Regions from separate parts of the Homo sapiens genome. Here region 2 is linked to region 1. A link is an interaction called in ENCODE POLR2A ChIA-PET data of the cell type or tissue named here. Cell type or tissue: GM12878. All regions are shown on one strand. Links, peaks and the distances in the headings refer to the core of each region. The heading gives the core; the rest is flanking DNA.

What was found. Peaks named below come from ENCODE experiments on the same cell type or tissue, not always from the same donor. Only the 100,000 strongest peaks of a DNase experiment are listed, where the experiment ranks them.
Region 2: POLR2A ChIA-PET joins it to region 1 with 7 read pairs; 4 of 35 experiments call an interaction of 5 or more read pairs at or near these places.

What each region holds. Positions count from the first base shown.
Region 1 is chr3:197,891,243-197,895,642 of GRCh38, reverse strand. DRC9 (dynein regulatory complex subunit 9) reads left to right here. Exons shown (of 12, transcript NM_032263.5): 10 at 2,884-3,015; 11 at 4,096-4,197. It also overlaps the pseudogene RNU6-858P. Among named protein-coding and RNA genes, the nearest start is that of RPL35A, 57 kb to the left of the region's middle. In GM12878, for the core only: no CTCF peak of the experiment used is centred there; no DNase peak of the experiment used is centred there.
Region 2 is chr3:197,751,200-197,755,599 of GRCh38, reverse strand. All of the region lies in intron 1 of FYTTD1 (forty-two-three domain containing 1), which reads right to left. Among named protein-coding and RNA genes, the nearest start is that of FYTTD1, 3.5 kb to the right of the region's middle. In GM12878, for the core only: no CTCF peak of the experiment used is centred there; no DNase peak of the experiment used is centred there; H3K4me3 peaks cover 3,077 bases; H3K27ac peaks cover 1,548 bases.

The DNA of each region.
Region 1 (4,400 bases), core at 145-4,144:
TAAATTAAGATTTTTATATCATTACTATAAAAGGAAAAACCAGTATCACCTTCCATAAATAGAAATTAGTATAAATAGGCTGGGCATGGTGCCTCACACTTGTAATCCCAGCAATTTGGGAGGCTGAAGTGGGTGGATCGCTTGGGAGTTTGAGATCAGCCTGGGCAACATAATGAGACCCCATCACTACCAAAAAATACAAGAAAGTAGCCGGACATGGTGTTGCACACCTGTAGTCCCAGCTGCTGAGAAGGCTGAGATGGGAGGATGACTTGAGCCCTGGAGGTGGAGGCTGCAGTGAACTAAGATTGTGCCATTGTACTCCAGCCTGGGTGACAGATCCAGACCTTATCTCAAAGTAAATAAATAAATAAAATAATGTAAATAGAATTGCAAAAAATACCAAATGATGTTATTACCTTGTAGCCAGACCTTTTTGCCTGTCTGGAGCCTGTTCCCTCTTTGTTTTTTTTGTTTGTTTGTTTTTGTTTTTAAGTGTTAACAAGAGGAAGAAAGAGAAGATGTAAGAGATGTGACAGCACCAAACTGACATGTTGTTCTAACATAATCAGATTTTTTTTTTTAAGAGACTGGGTTTCATTCCATTGCCCAGGCTGGAGTGCAGTGGCGTAATCATAGCTCACTGCACCCTCAAATCCTGGGCTGAAGTAATCACCCTGCCTCGGCTCTGAGTAGCTGGGACCACAGGCGCCACCACACCTGGCTAATTAAAAACATTTTTGTAGAGATGGGGTCTCACTATGTTGCTCAGGGTGGCCTCAAACTCCTGGCCTCAAGCAGTCCTCCCACCTCTGCCTTCCAAACTGCTGGGATTACAGGCACAAGCCACCCCGCTCAGTGTAATCGCAATGATTGACTATAGCCATGTTTTTAAAAAATTCTATGCTATGTGCCACCTAAGGAACTTCTCAATGTTTCACTCTTGAGGTGCATCGTCCCCGAGTCTGAAAGTTACACATTTCTGTTCTTTTAGGGGTAACCTTTAAATTTTTTGTTTCTAGAAAGTACACAAATATGGAATGCTTCACGAATCTGTGTGTCACTCTTGCGCAGGAGCCATGCTAATCATCTCTGTATTGTTCCAATTTTGGTATATATGTTACTGAAGTGAGCACAACTCTTAAAATGTTAACATATATTTTTATACTTTTAGAATTTCTCTGTCGAGAGTTAGTCAATGTTTATACCTTCTTTTGCCTTTATTAAGGCAAAGAGACTTCACTTACCTCTTCTCTCGCTCTTCATCCCATGTTGAAGTCATTCACTTTATATGTAAATATATATAGTGATAATATATATGCAGATATTATGTATATATATGCGCATTGTGGGTGGACTTCACAAGGATTATTTCAGCATCACAACAACCCTCTGAGGTTTGTACTATGACTGTAATAGTAATACTGTATTATTGGCTAGGTATAGAATTTTATATATGAGGGAACCAGAAGCTTAGAGAATTTAAGTAAACTTTCTTTCAGTGCCAGAGTTGTGCTCTTTCAACTAGACTATCCTGCCTACTTTGGGATTTTAATTCTGAATTATGATTTATGATTAAAAACTATCACATAGCTTAAATACATGTTTTACTGGTTCTCTTCCATTTCTTAATATATCTCTTTCATTTTATTTTGCTACAGTAGTACATCCTTGAATAACTCTCTCAGAAATATTGAGTATAGTCTTTCTTTCCTTTACATTTGAATGCTGGGTTGGCTATGTGTAGAATCTTTGATTCACATTCACTTGCTTTTCTTTCTTTTTCTTTTTTTTTGAGACGGAGTCTCACTCTGTCACCCAGGCTAGAGTGCTGTGGCGCAATCTTGGCTCACCGCAACCTCTGTCTCCCGGGTTCAAGAGATTCTCCTGCCTCAGCCTCCCGAGTAGCTGGGATTACAGGTGCCGGCTACCATGCCTGGCTTTTTTTTTTTTTTGTAGTTTTAGTAGAGGCAGGGTTTCACCGTGTTAGCCAGGATGGTCTCGATCTCCTGACTCTGTGATCTGCCCACCTCGGCCTCCCAAAGTGCTGGGATTCCAGACGTGAGCCACTGCGCCCGGCCCTACATTCATTTTCTTTTAGAATTTTGAATACATTGTATCCTTCTTGACTAGGATTTAGTGCTGTCAATCAAAGAGAGATCCGATGCTATTCCTTATCCTTCAGACTTTTCTACATACCTTTTGTTTCCTCTTCATTGCAACTTCCCTTATCCAGACATCTAGATTACCCTCCTCCCCCTATTTTTTTTTTTTTTTTTTTTTTTGAGACGGAGTTTTGCTATTATTGCCCAGGCTGGAGTGCAATGGCGCGATCTGGGCTTACCGCAACCTCCGCCTCCTGGGTTCAAGTGATTCTCCTGCCTCAGCCTCCCTAGTAGCTGGGATTACAGGTATGCGCCACCATGCCCAGCTAATTTTGTATTTTTAGTAGAGACGGGGCTTCTCCACGTTGGTCAGACTGGTCTCGAACTCCTGACCACAGGTGATCCGCCCACTTCAGCCTCCCAAAGTGCTGGGATTACAGGCGTGAGCCACCGCGCCTGGCCCCCTATTTTAAAATTCACTAACATACAAGTAAAATGTGTAAGTACTTAGTGTATAGTTTGATGAACAGTTATGTATACACATTCATGTAACCACCACCTGGATAAAGATACAGAGAACATTTACAGCATCCCAAAGTCCCCCTCACCCCCATTCCCAATCAGAAATCCAACTCTCCACCCAGGTAAGTAACTACTGTTCTGCCTTCTCTCACTATGGAATGTTCTGCTTAATCTTGAAACTCGTATAAGTGGAATCATACAGTATACAGCGTTTTGTGTCTGCTGAATGCCATGTTTTCATGTTCTTTCCAAATAGAAACTTGAGGAGAGGCTGGAGTTCTGGATGGAGAAATACGATAAGGACACAGAAATGAAACAGAATGAACTAAATGCTCTCAAAGCCACAAAGGCCAGTGACTTAGCACACCTTCAAGACCTGGCAAAGATGGTAAGGAAGGAATTAGGGCGCTCACTGAGGACAGAGTGAAAGGAATTAGGGTGCTCACTGAGGAGGGAGTGGAAGGAATTAGGGCACTCACTGAGGAGGGAGTGGAAGGAATCAGGGTGCTCACCGAGGAAGGAGTGGCAAATAGGCCACAGTAGCTGGGTATTGCTATTTGGGGTCAAAAGTAGAGGTGCGCTTATAAGCCACCAGGATTCTTTTTAGATGCTGCTGCTGCTGACGGGGACAGCTGCAGTAGCTAACTTACGTAGTGCCTACTCTGTCCAAGGTGCTACCCACACAGCCCCTTGAGACAGATACTGTGATTATTCTTAGTTTATGACCTCTGGAGAGAGTCAGTGATGATTTCTAACAAGCTTGTGATTATGGTTTCATTATGGAATAAATGCAGAACTTCCTAAATTTCTTTCAAAAGTCAGCTACTGCTGGGCATGGTGGCTAACGCCTATAATCCCAGCACTTTGGGAGGCCGAGGCGAGCAGATCAGTAGAGATCAGGAGTTTGAGACCAGCCTGGGTAACATGGCAAAACCCTATCTCTACTAAAAATACAAAAATTAGCCATGCATGGTGGCACGTGGCTGTAATTCCAGCTATTCAGGAGGCTGAGGCACAAGAATCACTTGAACCCAGAAGGCGGAGGTTGCAGTGAGCCAACACTGCGCCACTGCACTCCAGCCTGGGTGACAGACAGAGTGAGACTCTGTCTCAAAACAAACAAACAAACAAAAAAGACAGCTGACTACTTGTGTATGTACATTCTCCCAAAGTTTAAAAAACAATCCATATTATTTTGAGATCATTGATCACACATTAATTCATATTTCATTTTTTATAAAAGATAGAATTTAAATTTGAATTATTAAAACTGAAAAAGTTTTGGGAACAATTATAAAGTTAATATGTGAATATTTACCATCTAGGAATCTATTACATTTTTTTCTTTGGTTTATCTTTAGATTGAGCATGTTTTATTTTGAAATTTTATATTAAAAGTGCAGGGCTGGCTGGGCTACAGCTTAGCCAAGAGAGTACTATAATAAATGATGAATGTCTATCTTTGCAGATAAGAGAGTATGAACAGGTCATCATTGAAGATCGTATAGAAAAGGAGAGGAGCAAGAAGAAGGTAAAACAGGATCTCTTGGAATTAAAGAGCGTTATAAAGGTAAAGAACCATAATCAGTATCTCGCCACAGCTGGCTTAACACTGAGGAACACAAAAGCATTTCCAATTCATTATCAAACACATCTCAGTATATCAAGGAACTGCAGATCTGAGAAGAAGCATGGACTTTTGTTATTATTAGAATTTGCCAACAGTCCATGGTGCAGGGAGACAGTTAACATAGAAAAGGACGTGCCCCCAGC
Region 2 (4,400 bases), core at 237-4,236, 140 kb after region 1:
GCGGTGCATGCCTGTAATCCCAGCTACTCGGGAGGCTGAGGCAGAAGAATTGGTTGAACTCGGGAGGCAGAGGTTGCAGTGAGCCAAGATCGCACCACTGCACTCCAGCCTGGGTGACAGAGCGAGACTCCATAAAAAAAAAGAAAAAGTAAAAAAAGATGACCACCTTCCAATATATAGGTAATCAAAAATTAAACCATTCAACTAAAATACTAAATGTTGAAATTCAGCAAATATTTACTGAGCATATACTACATGCAACAAATATATGTGTCAGGTTGTGCTGTAACTGAAACAAAAGTAAAATACGGTCCCTTTTCTAAATAAGTTTAAAAGTACTGATGGAAACAGACATGCAAATAGCAAATACAAAATTAAACAAGTGCCATAATAAAGGTATAGTACAAAAAATACTAATGACTCACCTCTAGCAAAGTACTTCAAGTTACCTTATTTTTCTTTCTACACTGATCTAAGCCTCATTACTTCCAAACATACTTCCAAACTGCCCCAAGGTAATTCACAAACAAAAATACACAACAGAACAAGGTGAAGACCAGAAAACTAAATGTACTCCAGATTCCCATTTATATCTGTTAAAAGAGGTTACTAGAAGCCAAAAATACTCATTTAAGAAATATCCAGCTGGGCACATGCCTGTAACCTCAGCACTTTTAGAGGTGAGATGGGAGAATGCTTCAGCCCAAGAGTTCGAGACCAACCTGGGCAACACAGCAAAACCTCATCTCCACAAATAATTTTTAAAAATTAGCCAGGCATGGTGGTGCGTGCCCGTGGTCCCAGCTACCCAGGAGGCTGAGGTGGGAGAATTCCTTGAGCTCAAGTGGTCAAGGCTGCAGTGAGCCACAATCACGCCACTGCACTCCAGCCTAGGCAACAGAGCAAGACTGTCTTTCAAAAAAAAAAAAAAAGAAAGAAAAAAAAAAACCCACAAACATTTCCTCCATAGTCCTAATTCCAGTATTATTTCATAATTGAGAAAGCAAATAAAACAAAGAAATTGCATACAGTCAACAAATTCTTAATAAAACTCTATGAAACTAATTAAACTCAATTTTTTTGTCACTATAATTAGTCTTTCCAGAAGTCAGAGAAGGAAATATAACTTGAAGGTCCTTTGTAATATATTACTGTTCTACCTAACCAATCTCTAATCTTTAAGACTCTTAATTACACTCAAATATTCACACAAAATATCTCAAATCTCCCCAAAATATTTAGTTGTCTTCTTGAAATTAATGTCCAACTACGAAAAAGTTCATCAAAGTTAAGGGCACTCAAAAACTTTTGTAAAAAATTAAAAGGTCAACATCAGATATATAAACATGTATCTCAATAAGCATAAAGGGAATACCAAGGAAGACACTATTTATGAGACACCACTTTCCTTTCACAAAGTGCTACTTACTCTTCATCAAAAGTCTAAAATCTCAAGCCTTGAGAGTAAACCAAAAAAATGAATTTTGTCTGGGGAGCATTAAAAAAAAGAGGCAAAGTACAATTCTGACTAACAAAGTTCATCTTAAAATATAGCATATAGGCCGGGTGCGGTAGCTCACGCCTGTAATCCCAGCACTTTGGGAGGCCGAAGTGGGCGGATCATGAGGTCAGGAGATCGAGACCATCCTGGCTAATATGGTGAAACCCTGTGTCTACTAAAAAATACAAAAAATTAGCCGGGTGTGGCGGTGGGCGCCTGTAGTCCCAGCTACTTGGGAGGCTGAGGCAGGAGAATGTTGTGAACCTGGGAAGCCGAGATCGTGCCACTGCACTCCAGCCTGGGCGACAGAGCAAGACTCCGTCTCAAAATAAATAAATAAATAAAATAAAATACAGCATATAAAGTCTAAATATAACTAAAAATCAGAAGTAGCAGAGCATATTAAATATAAAATTACATTTCACATTTCAACATTTTACTACCTATATCTTCAAATAAGTCAAATGAGCTACCATGGCCGAGAGGATTCTTTCAATCTAAAAAAAGAAAACGGCTTTCTCCTGCCCAATGAATAGATACACAGGTATCAGAATTAAAAAAAAAAAAAAATTCCTTACAATGAGCTATTTTAAGTTTCTTCCATAGCACTAGAGGAATATACATGGTAATAGTAATAGCAGCAGTAGCAGCAGTGGTGGTGGTAAGTACTACAGCACAGGCACCAGCAATGTTAGTACCAACAGTTCTGACATGTATTCACTTAATTCACAACAATCCTATGAAATAAGTATCACCATAACACCGATTTTCAAATTAAGGAATTGAACCATGAGGCCAGCTATTGGTAAACTTGGTACTCTATGTGAAATTCATATACACCTGGCAAAGCCATGATTTAAAACAAAAAAACCTCTGCAAACCTGGTAAGATTAAACATTCACAAAGCATAGTAACTGCCTAGGATAGATGATGTCTAGGATAGAAATGGGATGATCTCTTCATCCCATTTCTGTAAAATTCTCACCAAAAGAAAGGCAATAGAGGGACTGCTGTATGTTCCTGGGGGAAAGAAAGATATCAAGCTGTTTCAGCTCTCCACAGCACTTCATTGCTACCTCCAAGAGAACTACCCCTCAGTTTTCTTCACTTGAACGTACTAATCATCAAACAAAACACATACAAAAAAGAAAACAGAAAACCTAGAAACGTAAGAAATCTAGGTGTAAAACAACTTGAGGCTCTAGAATCAGACTGAAATCCTGGCACCACCACTTAACTACCTTGTATGACTTCGAGCAAGTTACTTAATTTCTCTATGCCTCTGATTTCTGTAAAATGGAAATAACAACAAATAACAAAAGCATATATACAGACATACACACATATATATAGTGTATGTATAAAAACAACCAAGCCATATATAGACATACACACATATATGTAGTGTATGTATAAAAATAACAAAGCCATATATACATACACATATATATAGTGTATGTATAAAAATAACCAAGCCATAGACATACATACACATATATGTAGTGTATGTAGAAAAATAAAGCCATATATACATACACACATACAGTGTATGTATAAAAATAAAGGCATATATACAGACATACTACATATAGTGTATGTATAAAAATAAAAGCATACATACAGACATACACACATATATATAGTGTATGTGGAAAAATACAGTGCTGTGTACCAGGTCCTGTTCTAAGCAGTTCACATATGCCTTCTGACTCATTTAATGTTTTCAGCAACCCTATGTGGTAAACACTACTTACTGTCACCTTTCTACAGATGAGGCACTGGGAAATCATCTGCCCACGGTTACATGGTTACAAAGTGGCAGAGGCAGGACCTGAAAGGAGACAGTGTGGATCTGGATTCCATGCTGTCAATCACTAGGAGTACAACCCTCACAGACTTATCATGAGGATAAACTGAGTTAATATATAAAATGCTGGCCGGGTGCGGCGGCTCACGCCTGTAGGGGAGGCCAAGGCAGACAGATCACCTGAGGTCAGGAGTTCGAGACCAGCCTGGCCAACATGGTGAAACCCTGTCTCTACTAAAAATATGAAAATTAGCCGGCCACCAGCGCTGGCGTGTGCCTGTAATCACAGCTACTCGGGAGGCTGAGGCAGGAGAACTGCTGGAACCCGGGAGGCGGAGGTTGCAGCGACCCGAGATCACACCACTGCACTCCAACCTGGGCGACAGAGCCAGACTCCGTCTCAAATAATTAATTAATTAATTAATTTAATTTAATGCTTAGTCCAGGACCTGAACTGAGACAATGTGGTTCTGGGTTCCGTGCTCTCCATCGCTAGAATCCTCACAGAGTTATGACGAGGATAAACTGAGTTAACATATAAAATGCTTAGTACAGGACCTGGTAGGTAGTAAGCACTCAATAAATATTCATTATTACATTATTTGTTGGCCTTACCTCAAAAGGTTTCTCTCTCTTTTTTGCGGGGGGGGAGAGCGGGGGGAGACAGGGTCTCGCTCTGCCGCCCAGGCTGGAGTGCAGTGGCGCAATCGGCTCACTGCAACATCCGCCCGCGGGTTCCAGCTATTCTCATGTCTTAGCTGGGATTACAGGCGCGCGGCCACCACGCCCGGCTAATTTTAGTATTTTTAGTAGACATGGGATTTCACCTTGCTGCCCGGGCTGGTCTCGAACTCCTGGGCTCAAGCCATCTGCCTGCCTCCGCCTCCGCCTTCAAAGGGCTGGGATTGCAGGCGTGAGCCACCGCGCCCAGCCCCAGCTTTCTCATTTCTTACAAGCTCACTACTAACCAGCAGCAAGGCAAGACTTGAGGCCAAACCTATTATTTCTGATCATTTGCTTAGTTCACATACTGGATTCTGACTGTGGCAATCGTAGAAATCAATAGTTCCCATCTCACCTGGAACCAAAAAC